Linked DNA regions of Homo sapiens: all the other regions are linked to region 1. A link is a contact called in ENCODE Hi-C or POLR2A ChIA-PET data. All regions are on one chromosome and are shown on one strand. The core of a region is the stretch at or near the end of the contact, and the rest is flanking DNA. Distances in the headings are between cores, read along the strand shown. Region 1 holds the start of RDH13 (retinol dehydrogenase 13). Region 2 has its middle 13 kb from the start of LILRA1. Region 3 has its middle 7.8 kb from the start of LILRB1. Region 4 overlaps SSC5D (scavenger receptor cysteine rich family member with 5 domains).

Region 1 (3,764 bases), core at 472-2,971:
CAACCTCTCCTTCTATCTTCCATCTCCCCTCTGACTGAGCCTCCTGCTCCCTCTTATAAGGACCCTATAAGACTACAAGGCAGGACCGGCACAGTGCCTCACACCTGTAATCCCAGCACTTTGGGAGGCCAAGACAGGAGGATCACTTGAGGTCAGGAGTTCGAGACCAGCCATGGCCAACATGCTGACACCCCATCTCTACTAAAAATACAAAAATTAGCAGGGCTTGGTGGTGCACGCCTGTAGAGTCAGCTACTCGGGAGGCTGAAGTGGGAGGACCACCTGAGCCCAGGGAGGGTGAGGCTGCAGTGAGCTGTGACAGCATGACTGCACTCCAGCCTGGGTGACAGAGAGACCCTGTCTCCAAAAAAAAAAAAAGACTACATGATAATCATAAGATCCTTCACTTGGCCGGGCACGGTGGCTCACGCCTGTAACCCCAGCACTTTGGGAGGCCAAGGTGGCCAGATCCCCTTTGGTCGGGAGCTCAAGACCAGCCTGACCAACATGGAGAAACCTCGTCTCTACTAAAAATACAAAATTAGACAGGCGTGGTGGCACATGCCTGTAATCCCAGCTACTCAGGAGGCTGAGGCCGGACAATCGCTTGAACCCGGGAGGTGGAGGTTGTGGTGAGCCGAGGTCGTGCCATTGCACTCCAGCCTGGGCAACAACAGCGAAACTCTGTCTCAAAAAAAAAAAAGATGCTTCACTTAACACATCAGCGAGAACCTCTGACACGTGAGGTAATGTCGTCACACCTTCCGAGGATTAGGACGTGGACCCCTCTACGGAGTCACGACTCTGCCCACCACACCCATGTCCCACAGAGGCTAACGCTGGCAACAAGATAGTGTCCAGCAACAGGAGGCTGAGCAGGTAAACAGCACTGCACCCACAGGAGAGAAGGGCACCATGCAATACAGTGGCCACCAGCCACAGAGGCTAATTTTTAAGAAAGTTTAAATTAAGTAGGCTGGGCGAGGTGGCTCACGTCTGTAATCCCAGCACTTTGGAGGCCGAGGCAGGCGGATCACCTGAGGGCAGGTGTTTGAGACCAGCCTGGCCAACATGGCAAAACCCCGTCTCTGCGAAAAATACAAAAATTAGCCGGGCGTGGTGGCGCACGTGTGATCTCAGCTCCTGGGGACGCCAAGGTGGGAGGATCACCTGAGCCCAGGAGGTCAAGGCTGCAGTGAGCCAAGATCGCGCCACTGCACTCCAGCCTGGGCGACAGAGCCAGATTCTGCCTTTAAAAATAAACGAACAAATAAATAATACAAAACAACAAAATAAAGAGTTTAAAAGTCTGGAAGGAAAGCAACATTTACAAGGGCCCAGGCTCGCCCTTCCCTCCGAGTGACCTTGGGCCGGTGACCTGGCCGGCCAGAGCGCAGGTTTGCCCCACTCCGGGCGGGCACTGCGGGTCGGGAGCTACGGGGCCTGGACCCGGGTGCGAGGGGCGGGGGTCTCCGCCGCCTTCCCGGCCCCTGCGCTGGGGGCCCGCCTTGACCGCGCACGCGGGGCTAGAATGTACTCACTTGAGCAGCACGGCGGCGCCTGCTACCGTGCCCAGCGCCGACAGCGGCAGCAGGTAGCGGCTCATGCCGGGCCGGGGACAGGCGTCAGGCGTCAGGGGTCGGCGCGGAGCTTGCTGCACACCAGCCGCCTGGGTAGCTCCGAGGAAGAGCGCGCGACGCAGCCACAGGCGAGCGGAGGCGCAGGCGCGGCTGGGCCCGCGTCCGGAACTGGGCTGCGAGGGGCGGGGCGCGGGCGGAGGGGGCGGGGATCCTAGGGACGGGACCTATGAGCATCGGTCCTGAGCGCTGTCACAGCTGGGATTGGTGGTTTCAGGAGCCTGTGGGCGTGGCTAGTCCGGGGGCGGGGCCTATGGTTTGTTCGAATGACGTCACACTTGCCGCAGCGTATAAGGCGCTACGCAGTTCTGGAGTGAAATAGGTTCGAATCCCACCACTGTCAATTCCAGACTGTGACCCTCTGTGTGTCTTTCAACTATATCAGCCTATTCCCTCATCTGGAAATGTGTGTTTACCTTCTTCATAGACTTTTGGAGATAATTTGAGAATTTCCATGCACAGAAACAAGGATCTAGTAGCCTGTGGGTACCCAAGCTCCTGGGGTCCTGCAGGAGAAGGCGGCTGGGGGCCTGGACTCCTGGGTCTGAGGGAGGAGGGGCTGGGGGCCTGGACTCCTGGGTCCAAGGGAGGAGGGGCTGGGAGCATGGACTTCTGGGTCCGAGGGAGGAGGGCCGGGTGCCTGGACTGCTGAGTCTGAGGGAGGAGGGGCTGGGGGCCTGATTCATTCCCAAATTATCAGAATCTCATCCCCATGTCTGGCCCTGCACAGAGATATCTTCCCTGAACTCTGCCTGAACTACCTTTCTTAGATTGAGTATTGCACACACTCCTGCACTTACCTGTCCATGTTTGTCACCCCCACCAAACCGGGATGCACCTCTGGGCACCTGCTTCCCCTTGCACTGCTCACAGCGAGTGTATCTGATCACCACCTCCTACCCCTGACTGTGCCTGAGGTGCCAGGAGCAGACACCGCTGGAAACAGGGAAGAATTCAACCCAATCTAACTAGGAGTAAGTTTTCTTCCTCATCAGATGAACTGTCATCTTCTTATATGAGCCCTGCCATAATGGAGATTATACAGGCAGGAAGAGCTATTTTAAGACCTTAGTCAATGGCCGGGCACGGTGGCTCACGCCTGTAATCCCAGCACTTTGGGAGGCCGAGACAGATGGATCACGAGGTCAGGAGATTGATACCAGCCTGGCCAACATGGTGAAACCCTGTCTCTACTAAAAATACAAAAATTAGCTGGATGTGGTGGCACTCACCTGTAGTCCCAGCTACTCAGGAGGCCGAAGCAGGAGCATCACTTGAACTCGGGAGGTGGAGGTTGCAGTGAGCCGAGATTGCCCTACTGCATTCCAGCCTGGCGACAGAGTGAAATTCTGTCAAAAAAAAAAAAACCTTAGGCCTGTAGACCTTAAGCTCTCACCATCTCAAACGTATTAAACCAGTTACACAATGCCAAATGCTGTATAAGAGGCACTTGGAGGAGTCAAATTCATAGAGACAGAAAACAGAGTGGTGGCTGCAGGGGGCTGGAGATGAGATTGGGAAGTCACAGGATTTGTTTTTGTTTGTTTGTTTGTTTTGTTTTGTTTTTTGAGAGACAGTCTCACTGTGTCACCCAGGCTGGAGAGCAGTGGGCGATCTCAGCTCACTGCAACCTCTGCCTCCTAGGTTCAAGCGATTCTCCTGCCTCAGCCTCCCGAGTAGCTGGGGCTACAGGCACGTGTCACCACACCCGGCTAATTTTTGTATTTTTAGTAGAGACGGGGTTTCACCATGTTGGCCAGGTTGGTCTCAAACTCCTGACCTCAGGTGATCCACCTGCCTCGGCCACCCAAAGTGCTGGGATTACAGGCATGAGCCACCGCACCCGGCCGGGAAGCTGTTTTTTAATAGATACAGAGTTTGTTTTGCAAAATAAAAAAAAGACCTGAAGGTGGACGGTGGTGATGGTTGCACAACAATGTGAATATACTTAACATCACTGAATTGTACACTTAAAATGGTTAAGATGGTACATTTTACTTTATGCATAGTTTACCAAACTAAAAATAAAGAAAAATTTTAGACTGGGCATGGTGGCTCATGCCTGTAATCCCAGCACTTTGGGAGGCCAAAGTGGAGAATAGTATGAGCCCAGGAGTTTGAGAGCGG
Region 2 (3,764 bases), core at 396-2,895, 460 kb before region 1:
CTTGCTCTGAGCCTTTTTCTGCTTAGGAATTGGTCCCCTGCTGACCCCTTTAACTTTTAGGTATTAACCTGAGTAAGCATAGAGTTCCTCACTTGCTGTTAATCCCTTGAGAGTACATTTTCAACATTTCCTTGCCTTTCATTTTTCTGTTGGGAAGTCCGATCCCAGTGATCATGCTATTCTACTGACATGTTGAGTTGAAAATCACAGGACACAAAAATGTGTTTTAAACTATACAATTTATGCTAGACAATTTCAGTCTAGCATATATACTTTTTAATCTACTTCTGGTATTTTTCAATTTATCATGGTAGGTCAAGGTTTACATTGCATGTTTAAATGTATGCATCTTAGCACTTAATTAGTCTTTCCTCGTCTCTGTCAAATGTTCAACTCTTTAATTCGTGAGCTGTTGCCAGACATTATTCTCCCTTCTTTCCTTCTGACACGTACAATAGATATGAGGTTCTCCCTCCTCACAATATTCCCCCAAATATGGTGAATTTTCACTTTTGGTGTCTCCATAGTGCATTCTGGAAAATTCTCCCAATTTTGTTTTCCAATTTAATAAATGTCTCTTTAGCTGTATCTTGACCTTGATAGAATAAATATTTTGAGTGTGCTTCTTCAACTGAATTTTTGCCTCTAGGATTTCTAACTCATTTCTCTGATGCTCATTTTTTGCCAGTATAATCCATATTCTTGTCTCAGAAATTTAATTTCCTCTTGTATTTTTTTCAGATATTTAAACATGTTTAATTGAAAAAGGGTCTTATGCGTTCCTAGTATTCTATTTCTTTGCACATAATAATCCTTATCAACAAATGTGTAGACTGATGATCATAGCACTTTTTATCATTAGAAGGATGGCTCTTGGTTGTCTATTTTTGTTGGACACTCACCTCCTACACTCCTGAGCTACCATGGAGGGATCCTCTCAAGGCAGTTTTTAGTAATCCAGGACTGAAAATGGGGGACTGTTCCAGCTACTGATGACACGTGGCATTCATTTCCCAAACATAGTGTCTGCTCAGGTTGCTCCCAGAAGGAAAAAAATGCATGTGAAATTCACACTCATGGCCGGGCACGGTGGCTTATGCTTGTAATCTCAGCACTTTGGGAGGTCGAAGTGGGCAGACCACTTGAGGCCAGGAGTTCAAGACCAGCCTGGCCAACATGACAAAACCCCGTCTCTACTAAAAATGCAAAAAAATTAGCCAGGCCTGGTAGTGGGCACCTGTAATCACAGCTACTCAGAAGGCTGAAGCAGGAGAATCACTTGGTCATGAGAATCAGGCAGGAGAATCACTTGGGAGGTGGAGGTTACAGTGAGTGGAGATCATGCCACTGCACTCTAGCCTGGGCAACAAGAGCAAAACTCCATCTCAAAAAAAAAAAAAAAACTCATACCCACACATGATACAGATACCCACATGTAAGAACTCTGCAGTGAATGAATTTGTTTCACACACACCCAGGGGAGTTGGCTCAGTGGTGGCCATGGGCCTGGGTCGGTAAATAGACATATTCCATCACAGCTTTCAGCCTTGCCCAGAGCCCTGGCCCTTCTCTGCCTGTGAGGACCCAGGGCCCCTTTTCTGTTCTGCACAGAAATGGAAACTTCCTCCCTAATGACCCCTAATGGCACCAGACACAGATGCCCTCTCTGTTTCGTGTGTATCCTTCTCCTTCTGATGAACTTTCATTTCTCATTTTCTGGACATGACTGTGATAACCGGGGTGTTGATGAAATATTATGAGAAGCATCTCTCAAGGGCAGGAACAAAGGGGCTCTCCTTAGTGGAAACATCAATCTCAGGCCTTGATGGTGGGCGCCAGCATCCCCTCATGCCCCCACCCCTCCTGTCTTCACCTGCTCTGGAAATTACCCATGGCTGAGCCCCCTGCAGCCCCCAGGCTCCAATGACCCAGCTCCCCTGTGATAAATGGGGTTCATGACAGGCTCCAAATGAGGAAACCAAGGCTCAGAGATGGGAGGTTACTGCCCAAGTTCACACAGGCAGGGGGTGACACAAGAATATTTAAATAAAGACAAGATTTCCCCTCAAAGCAGAGTGCTAACCCCACGTATTGTCCCAGAACCTTGAACTCAGGAGCACAGGATGGGAACAGGAGTGTTTGAAAGAAGACGGGGGCACCAAGAAGGCAGAGTCAGGTCAATGTTGTTTCCAGGGAGACGGGGGCGGATGCTGTTGCGATGAGTCAATGAGAAGTTCGTGAAGGGAACGTTTTTGCATAAAGAAAACCCACACTCCAGTTCTGGGGAAAGAGTCATGATTCCTTCCCTTGTCTCCCTGTATTTCCCCTTTCTGTTCATTGCCGCAATAAAGCTCAACTGGAACTGCAGAGCAAGATGTGAGATGAGTCTCTGCTGATGTGAGTCTGCCCCGCAGCCTGAATTTGCATCTTCCCTGAAGCTTCCCCAGGACTGGTGAGAAGACTGGCCATGGTAGTTTCCCCACAAGAGTGTGTTTATGGGTGAGCTGAAGGAGAGAGTGAAACCCCATGAGGAGGCTCTGAGAGGAAGGAAGAACCCTCCGTTGCCTTCACCTGGAAGGGATCAACTCAGGAAGGCACCACGTCCATTTGCAGCCACGTCCTGGCCCTTAATGAGAAGAGGACAGGACAGGCAGACAGTGAAAGGAGATGAGGAGAGACCCCATGTGTGTCTGAAATATCAACAGAAAGCCTGGTACCTGTCTCAGGCCAAGCACTAGGAAAACAAGAGCCAGGCTCGTGGCGGGGTCCGGGACAGTACACTACCCATGGAGATGCTGGTGGGAAAATCCTGTAAGGGAGAGAACCCTTCCTTTGTGTGTGTTCTGTGGACACCATGGTCTTATCCACCCACACAGCCGGGGCCAGTAGGAGGAAACATCATGACTCTCACCCACACGGCCATGGTCCACTTCACTGAGATTTGACAAGGGGAATGGGAGATTCTAGCATGAGAGGGACCCTGCCCCACAGGTAGGCCCTGGTCCAGTAGGAGACCCCAGGGGATTAGGGAAGATCTCAGGAAGGAGAGGACCTGCCCAGGCTTCAGGGGCAAATCTCTCAGCGGGAACTCTCTTCCAGGGCTGAGTCTGGGCCTCAGGACCTGCGTGCAGGCAGGTGAGTCTGTCCCCAGCTGTCCCAGGTCCCTCCTCCTCACCGGGGACAGGGTCCCACCCCCGGGCAGCTGGGGCTGGAGAACAGCAACTCTGGGCTGACTGAGAGGGATCATGGGGGGATCTTGGGCTGAAAGCTGGGATCTGAGGGGTGGTAAATGATATAGGACCCAGTTTCTGATTTCCTTCCAGGGACCCTCCCCAAACCCACGTTCAGGGCTGAACCAGACTCTGTAATAACCTAGGGGAGGCCCGTGGCCCTCTGGTGTCAGGAGACCCTAGAGGCTCAGGAGTGTGGTCTGGATAAAGAGGAAAGCCCAGTGTTCAGGAGCACACAGAGCTCGCCGAAGCCCAGGACAGCGTGAGTCCTCCGTCTCACTCAGGACAAAGCACCATGCAGGGGAATATTGCTGTGAGTATTTCAGTCCTGCTGGCAGGTGAGCACTCAGAGACCCCCTGCAGCTGGTGGTAACAGTGAGGGGACACTCAGGGGCCCCAGCCCCAGGCTCTGCCCTCAGGAAGGAGGTTTGCTCTTCGGGGCATCTTGCCTCTCAGAGCCCAGGCCTGGGGGATGATGTGGGAGGTGTGAGCCCCATTTAACACGGTGCCTCCTTCTCTCCTAGAATTCCACTA
Region 3 (3,764 bases), core at 554-3,053, 440 kb before region 1:
ATCAATCAACCGTTGGTGGACACTTAGTTTGGTTTCATGTCTGTGCTGTTGTGAATAGTGCTGCAACAAACATAATGAGTGCAGTTGTCTTATTTATTTATTTATTTTTTATTTTTTGAGATGGAGTTTCATTCTTGTTGCCCAGGCTGGAGTGCAATGGTGCCATCTCTGCTCACTGCAACCTCCGGCTCCTGGGTTCAAGCGATTCTCCTGCCTTAGCCTCCCAAGTAGCTGGGATTACAGGTGCTCGCCACCATGCCTAGCTAATTTTTTGTATTTTTAGTAGAGACAGGGTTTCACCATGTTGCCCAGGCTGGTCTCACACTCCCAACCTCAGGTGATCTGCCTGTCTTGGCCTCCCAAAGTGCTGGGATTACAGGCGTGAGCCACCACACCTGACCCAATTGTCTTTTTAATATAATGACTTTTCCTTTGGCTGGATACCATGTAATGGGATTGCTAAGTGAAATGGTAGTTCTATTTTTAGTTGAGATAGCTCCATATTATTTTCCATAGAAGATAAACTCATTTACATTCCTACCAACCATGTATCTTGCTAACATCTGTTGGTTCTGACTTCTTAAAAGTAGCCATTTTGACTGGTGTAAGTTGATACTCAGTGTGGTTTTAAGTTGAATTTCTCTGATGATTAATGATGTTGAGCATTTTTTAATGTGTTTGTTGGCCACTTATATTTCTTGTTTTGAGAAATGTCTGTTGATGGTCTTTACTCAGTTTTCCATAAAGTTGTCTGTGTTTTTTGTTTTTTTTTTTTCATGTTGAATTCTTTGACTTCCTTGCAGATTCTGGACATTAGTCTTTTGTTGGAGGCATAATTTGCAAATATTTTCTTCCATTGTGTAGGTTGTCTGTTCATTCTGTTGATTGTTTCTTTTGCTGTGCAGTAGCTTTTAATTTTAATCATGTCTCATTTGTCTATTCGGGGGTTTGTTGCATTTTTAAGGGTCTTTACCATAAGTTCTTTGCCTGGACTAATGTCCAGAAGGGTTTTTCCTAAATTTTGCTTTAGGAATTACATAGTTTCAGGTCTCACATTGAGGTCTTTAATTCATCTTGAGTTGATTTTTGTACATGGTGGGAGATAAAGGTCCAGTTTTATTCTTTTGCATATGGCTACCCAGTTTTTCCAGCATCCTTTATTGAATAGGGTGTCCTTTCCCCATTGTTTACTTTGTTGACTTTAGCAAAGCTCAGTATGTTGTAGGCATGTATCTTTATTTCTAGTTTCTCTATTCTGTTCCCTTGATGTCTGTGTATATTTTTGTACTAGTAAATGCTGTCTTAGTTACTATGGCCTTATAGTATAACTTGAAATCAGGCAATGTGATGCCTCCTGTTTTGTTCTTTTTGCATAGAAGTGTTTTAGCTGTTCAGGCTGGTTTTTGGTTCCAAATGAATTTAAAAATTGCTTTTTCTCTAATTCTGTTAAAGAAATGACATTTGTAATTTAATAGGAATTGTGTTGAATCTGTAGTATGCTTTGGGCAATATGGTCATTTTAACAATATTGATTCTTCCCATTTGTGAGCAAGGAATATTTTTCTATTTGGTTGTGTTGCCTACAGTTCCTTTCATCAGCCTTTTGTCACTCTCTGTGTAGAGGTCTTTCACCTCCTTGGTTAAATATACTCCTCAGTGTGTGTTTGTGTTTGTGTGTCCTTAATTTGATTCTCAGCTTGAACGGTACTGATGTATAGAAAAGCTACTGATTTTTGTAGCTTGATTTTTTTATCCAGAGACTTTACTGAAGTCACTTACCAAGTCTACGAGTCTTCTGGAAGAATCTTCAGGGTTTTCTGGGTATATGATCGTGTCATCAGCACACACAGATAATTTCACTTTCTCTTTTCCAATGTGGATGCACTTTCTTTCTTTCTGTTGCCTGATTGCTCTGGCTAGGACTTCCAGTACTGTGTTGAATAGGAGTGGTGAGAGTGGACATCCTTATCCTGTTCCATTTCTTGGGGAAATGCTTTCACTTCTCCCCATTCAATTTTAAGGTTGGCTGTGCGTTTGTCTTATAAGGCTCTTATTTTGGGGTATGTTTCTTTCATGCCTAGTCTGTTGAGGGATTTTATCATGAAGGGATATTGGACTTTCTCGAACGCTTTATCTGCATCTATTGAGATGACCATATGCTTTTTGTTCTTAGTTTATGTCATGAGTCACTTTTATTGACTTGCATATATTGAACCATCCTTTCATCCCTGGAATCAAGCCAACTTGATCATGATGAATTATGTTTTTGATACACTGTTAGATTCCGTTTAATAGCATTTTCTTGAGGATTTTTGCACCTGTGTTCCTCAGGTTTCTTGGCCTGTAGCTTTATTTTTCTGTTGGATCCCTGTCTGATTTTGCTATCAGGGTGATATTGGTTTCATAGAATGAGCTAGGAAAGAATCCCATCGCCTTGATTTTTTGGAATACTTTCATTATGATTGGCACCAGCTCTTCGTTGTGTATATGGCAAATTTCGACTGTGAATCCATCTGTTCTTGGGCTTTTTTGCCGGAAGATTTTTAGTACTGATTCTTTTTGGTTACTTGTTATTGGTCTGTTTAGGGTTTCTATTTTTTGCCTGTGCGATCTTAGGAAGTTGTATGTGTCTAGGAATTCATCCATTTCTCTAGGTTTTCTAGTTTACGTGCATAAAGGTGTTCATAGTAGTCTCTGATGGTCATTTGTATTTCTGTGGCGTTGGTTGTAATGTCAACTTTATCATTTCTGATTGTGCTTATTTAAATCTTCTCCTTTTTTTGGTTAGTGTAGTCAGCCATCTCTCAATTTTATTTATACTTTCAAAAAACCAACGTTTTCTTTCACTGATTCTTTGTAATGTTTTTGTCTCAATCTCATTCTTTATCTGTCCTTTCAGAGTTTCCATTGTTTTCAGCATCCATCACTAGCAAGCCAGTGCGATCCTTTGGTGGTGCCACAATATTCAGATTTTTCACAGCGTCAGAATCCTTACACTGATTCCTTCTCTTCTGGAGAGGCCTCCACTTACTCTCTTCGAATTTATTTTCATTTGGATGGGATTTGTTTTGCACATTTTCCCCCGGCCCCGCAGGGAGGGTGACTGTAGAGCATGTTGGGAAGGGTCTTTTGGCTTTTCCCATGGCTTTGGGAGCTTCTGCAGCAGGGTTTGTGTTGGGCTGTGCAGCTCAAATTGCAGGCCAGGAGCTGGTGCTTAAGGGTAAGAGCCACCCTCGGCACAAGCAGGTGGATATGGACCTGGTGTGTTTCCTGTGAGGTGCTGACTGTTGTTTCAGGGGAAGGGCTGGACCGTGGAGTGTCAGGTGCCCTGAGCTTTGTGTTCCACAGGGGCGAGGGAACACCCCTGGGCAGAGCTGGAACCCCCGGCTTGCCCACAGATATCCCAGTGATGAGTGCAGGCACTAGTCCTGATGGACATGGCTGGAGCAGCTCCTAGTGAAATGCCCTGAGGTCTCTGCGGGGGGTGAAGGAGCTACACCGTTTCCAGTCCCATAGGGAGGAACGTTGTCTGTCTCCCTATCACACCCGTGCTCCAGGGCTCATGAGTCTCAGTTCAGACACACACTTTTGTCTCTCCCCAGGCCACAGTGTGGCTGAGGGCCGTGGGAAACACCTGCCTTGCCACTCTCTGCAGGCGTGGTTCCAAGGCAGAGCCTCCTCCCTCAGCCCAGTGCAGACCCTGAGCGGCTGTCTGTTGTCTGACGTGGTAGCTGCTTCATGTAGGTGGGATGTGGGGCTTCTGC
Region 4 (3,764 bases), core at 876-3,375, 440 kb after region 1:
GGCCCCCACATCACTGTCACCACATTCTTCTGCCTTTTTCTTTGCCTGTCTTCCTTGTATCCCCATCTCTCAGGATCCCTGCGAATCCATCTCTGCTCCTGTTTCTCACTTGCTGTTGGTCTCTTTTTTTCATTATCCATTTCTCACCCTCATCATCTCTATCTCTGTATTGCCCAGGATGGAGTGCAGTGGTGTGATCTCAGCTCACTGCAGCCTTGACTGCCCGGGCCCAAGCGATCCTCCTGCCTCAGCTTCCTGAAAAGGTGGGACTACAGATGTGCGCCACCACACCCGGCTCATTTTTAATTTTTGTAGAGACGGGCTCACTATGTTGCCCAGGCTGGTCTCAAACTCCTGAGCTCAGGCGATCCTCCTGTCTCACTCTCTCAAAGTGCTGGGCTTATGTCTGGGTTTATAAGTGTGAGCCACCATGCCTGGCCTCACTTCATTTTCCATGATCAAATTCTCTATCTTTTCTTCTCTGTGCCAATCTCTTTTTGCCTTTCATTTTCAATTTCTCACACTCGTCTTTATGCCGTATTTTTTTCATGGTAATTTCTTTTGCTCTCTCTCACCATCTTTCTCATTTTTTTTCTTTCGTTGTCAGTTTCATATTCCCATCATTTCTTTTTCCCTGTCTTTCTTTTTCAATTTCTCACCCTCATTACATCTATTTCTCACTCCAGTTTTCGTGGTCAGTTTCTCTTTATTTTTTTCTCCCTTGTCCTTCTGTCTTTTTGTTTCATTATCAGTCTCACACTCTCATCTCTGTTTCTCACCTAGTTTTTCCTGGTCAATTTATCTGTCTTTCCCCCTCAGTCTTTCACTTTTCTTTCAGATCTCACCTTCACCACCTCTGTTTCTCACTCCATTTTTCATGGTAAATTTCTCTCTCTCTTTTTTGAGACAGGATCTTGCTCTGTTGCCCAGGCTGAAGTGCAGTGGTGCGATCTCAGTTCACTGCAGCCTTGAACTCCCAGGCTCAGGTGATCCTCCGACCTCAGCCTCCTGAATAGCTGGGATTACAGATGCACACCACCATGCCTGGCTAATTTTTTTTTTTGAGACAGAGTCTTGCTGTGTTGCCCAGGCTGGAGTGCAGTGGCGTGGTCTCGGCTCACTGCAACCTCCACCTCCCGGGTTCAAGTGATTCTCCTGCCTCAGCCTCCTGAATAGCTGGGATTACAGGCGTGTGCCACCACTCCCGGCTAATTTTTGTATTTTTAGTAGAGACGGGTTTCACCATGTTGGCCAGGCTGGTCTCAAATTCCTGACCTCGTGATCCGCCTGCCTCGGCCTCCCAAAGTGCTGGGATTACAGGGGTGAGCCACTGCTCCCGGCCTGATTTTTTGTCGAGATGGGTTCTCACTATGTTGCCCAGGCTGGTCTCAAACTCTTGGGCTCAAGTCATCGGCTTGCTGCGGCCTCCCAAAGTGCTGGAATTGCAGGCGGGAGCCACTGGGCCCAAACTGTTTCTGTATCTTCCGTCCTCTTGTCTTTCACTTTCAGTTCTCAGCTTCGCCACCTGCTTCTCACTCGATTTTTCACGGTCGGTTTTGCTATATCACCTCATACTCTCATCGTCTCCATTTCTCACTGCGTTCTCTCCCCAGGCCCAGCGCTGTGGTATCTTTTCCTTTGTCTCTTACGGTTGTTTTCTGAGTCTCCATCTCCCGCGCCTTCCCTGCAGTCTCCCGCGTGCTCTCTTCTCTCTCCCCCTCGTTTCTCTCATGGTCAGCCCCCTTCCCTCCGTTTCTGTCTCCCGCGGGCTCCTCTGTCCGTTTCTCACCGTCCCCGCCGCCCTCGCCGCTCCCTCACGGGAGGTTTCACTCCCCACCTAAGGGGCAGCGTTTCTGTCCTCCCTCTGTGCCCGTCGCAGTCGCTGTTTCTCCGTCTTCTCCCTCCCTTCCACTCTCCCGCCCTGCTCGCCGTCTGGGGCTGCCTGGGTTTCTGCCTCTGTCGCCCCGCGCCCCGTACCTGTGCCCTCCTGAGAGGCCCAAGCCTCCCGCTCCCGCAGGAGAGTCTCGCCGCAAGCGTCCTTTCCCGCCTTTTTTTTTTCTGGCGCTCAGCACGCATGCGCAGGCGCGGTGGGCCCGGGAATGGAGGGACGGGATGGGGCAGGCGTTCATCTGCCTCGCACCTCGTGACGTCACAGGCGCGCTGCGCCTCCTGATTGGCCAGCCGGCGCATCGCCCGCAGTAATAATAGCTGGGCGAAGGGCAACCAGGCCCCAAGAAGCGGGCCTTGAGGTGGGGAAAGGGAGGGAGGAAGCAGGCCCTAGAGGCGCCGTGACTTGGGGGTGGGTGGGCTCCAGCTGTGAGTTAGAGCTATCATTCCGTTTCCAGAGCCGGAAGCGGGAGCTCCGAGAGGTGATGCTCCTCGTTCAAGGACTGCCAGGGTTGCAGCGCCTCCCTAGCCCATAGCGCCCCCTCGTGGTGGAGGCGGGCACGTGCCGGGCACAGCGGCTGCGGAGACAGCGGGTCCGGCCTCGGGACCCCTCCCGTAGGGTAGGGAGGCAGCCAATGAGCAGAAATAAATGCAGAATCACAAACTGCGCCGGTGAAATGAAAAGACAGCCATGTGTGCCACCTTATCAATAGGAAGACTTGGAGGCGTATGCGGGGTGGAGTGGGAGACGAGGCAGGCATGCATTCTTAGCTTCAGGAGCAATGTAACCTTGAAAAAGTGACTTGGTCTCTTTGAGTCCCCGTTTCTTATTTATATTGTTTTATTTATTTATTATTTATTGAGACGGAGTCTCGCTCTGTCACCCACGCTGGAGTGCAGTGGCGCTATCTCAGCTCACTGCAACCTCTGCCTCCCAGGTTTAAACGATTCTCCTGCTGCAGCCTCCTGTGTAGCTGGGATTACAGGCGCACGCCACCACACCGGGCTAATTTTTGTATTTTTAGTAGAGACGGGGTTTCACCATGTTGGCCAGGCTGGTCTCAAAGCCGACCTCGTGATCCACTCGCCTTGGCCTCCCGAAGTGCTGAGATTACAGGTGTGAGCCACCGCGCCCGGCCACCTGTTTCTTTCTCTGGAAAAAAAATGGGGCGCCAGGGTTGTTGGAAAGGTGGAACGAGAGCTCACCTAGTCTGTGCTGGGCATGCATGACCCCAACTTCAGGCCATAGAAACTGTTGCTACACCTGTGTTTCAGATGGGGTAAAAAGTGAGGCTCAGAGAAGTTTAACTTAGGAGCCACGATTATAACCTGTTTTAAGTGATTTCACACGTTTTGCTCCTTGGATTGGGAACCATATGCTAAAATAGAAGCACGAGTCTGGAGTCCGACTCTCCTACCAGGTTCCAATCGTGGTTCCAACCCGGATTAGAACTAGTTGGGTGACTGCAGGCCCCAATTCAATGAACAAAATGTGTGTGAAATCGTTTAAAACCGCAGAATATTGTTTGTTAGGGTTATTTGCTGAAAACGAACAACAGCTGCAGGATTTCAGGGAACGAGCGATTATTTGTAGTAGAGAAATCAAGGAAACCTCACAGGGGAGATGATATTATTTCATCAGCAGGCCACAAGGAGAAATGAATTCTCAGAGAAGCAAAGGGTGGGAGAAATTTGCATTGCCAGAAATTTTCATCGGTGTTATCCATCTCTGCTAGACTTTAAGCTCTGTGAAAGATCTGTATCTATTTCAATTGCTGCCATAATACATCGCCACAAATTTAGTGGTTTAAAACAACGCAGACTTATTATTTTGCAGTTTTGTAGGTCAGAAGTCAGACTTGCTTAGTGGGCTAAGA

What was found. Hi-C counts contacts between places; a loop is a spot of excess contacts on that map. ChIA-PET counts read pairs that join two places held with the same protein, here RNA polymerase II (POLR2A). Pooled maps may share reads with other maps.
Region 2: a loop to region 1 is called in a pooled map, with 2.7 times the contacts of the local background. The contact joins the enhancer-like site here to the promoter of RDH13 in region 1. A Hi-C loop is called at or near these places in 2 of 50 pooled maps. POLR2A ChIA-PET finds 5 or more read pairs at or near these places in 2 of 52 experiments (GM12878 and activated T-cell).
Region 3: a pooled map shows a loop between it and region 1 (2.6-fold over the local background). The contact joins the enhancer-like site here to the promoter of RDH13 in region 1. A Hi-C loop is called at or near these places in 2 of 50 pooled maps. POLR2A ChIA-PET finds 5 or more read pairs at or near these places in 3 of 52 experiments (GM12878, Panc1 and activated T-cell).
Region 4: a pooled map shows a loop between it and region 1 (4-fold over the local background). The contact joins the enhancer-like site here to the promoter of RDH13 in region 1. A Hi-C loop is called at or near these places in 5 of 50 pooled maps. POLR2A ChIA-PET finds 5 or more read pairs at or near these places in 2 of 52 experiments (T-cell and activated CD4-positive, alpha-beta T cell).

What each region holds. Positions count from the first base shown.
Region 1 is chr19:55,061,427-55,065,190 of GRCh38, forward strand. RDH13 (retinol dehydrogenase 13) reads right to left here and starts at 1,722. Exons shown (of 7, transcript NM_001145971.2): 1 at 1,542-1,722. The coding sequence starts at 1,606. RefSeq lists an enhancer at 65-1,032.
Region 2 is chr19:54,604,771-54,608,534 of GRCh38, forward strand. No RefSeq gene overlaps it. Among named protein-coding and RNA genes, the nearest start is that of LILRA1, 13 kb to the left of the region's middle. Within about 2 kb of position 1,646, at least 2 of the 41 ENCODE cell types and tissues checked have a DNase peak (open chromatin) inside an H3K27ac peak, as active enhancers do; they include GM12878, where a contact is called at or near this core.
Region 3 is chr19:54,620,773-54,624,536 of GRCh38, forward strand. It overlaps a transcript of LILRB1 not described here. Among named protein-coding and RNA genes, the nearest start is that of LILRB1, 7.8 kb to the right of the region's middle. Within about 2 kb of position 1,804, at least 3 of the 41 ENCODE cell types and tissues checked have a DNase peak (open chromatin) inside an H3K27ac peak, as active enhancers do; they include GM12878, where a contact is called at or near this core.
Region 4 is chr19:55,501,771-55,505,534 of GRCh38, forward strand. The region is part of intron 12 of SSC5D (scavenger receptor cysteine rich family member with 5 domains); the gene reads left to right. Among named protein-coding and RNA genes, the nearest start is that of SSC5D, 15 kb to the left of the region's middle. RefSeq lists silencers at 1,926-2,015, 2,066-2,115. Within about 2 kb of position 2,126, at least 28 of the 41 ENCODE cell types and tissues checked have a DNase peak (open chromatin) inside an H3K27ac peak, as active enhancers do.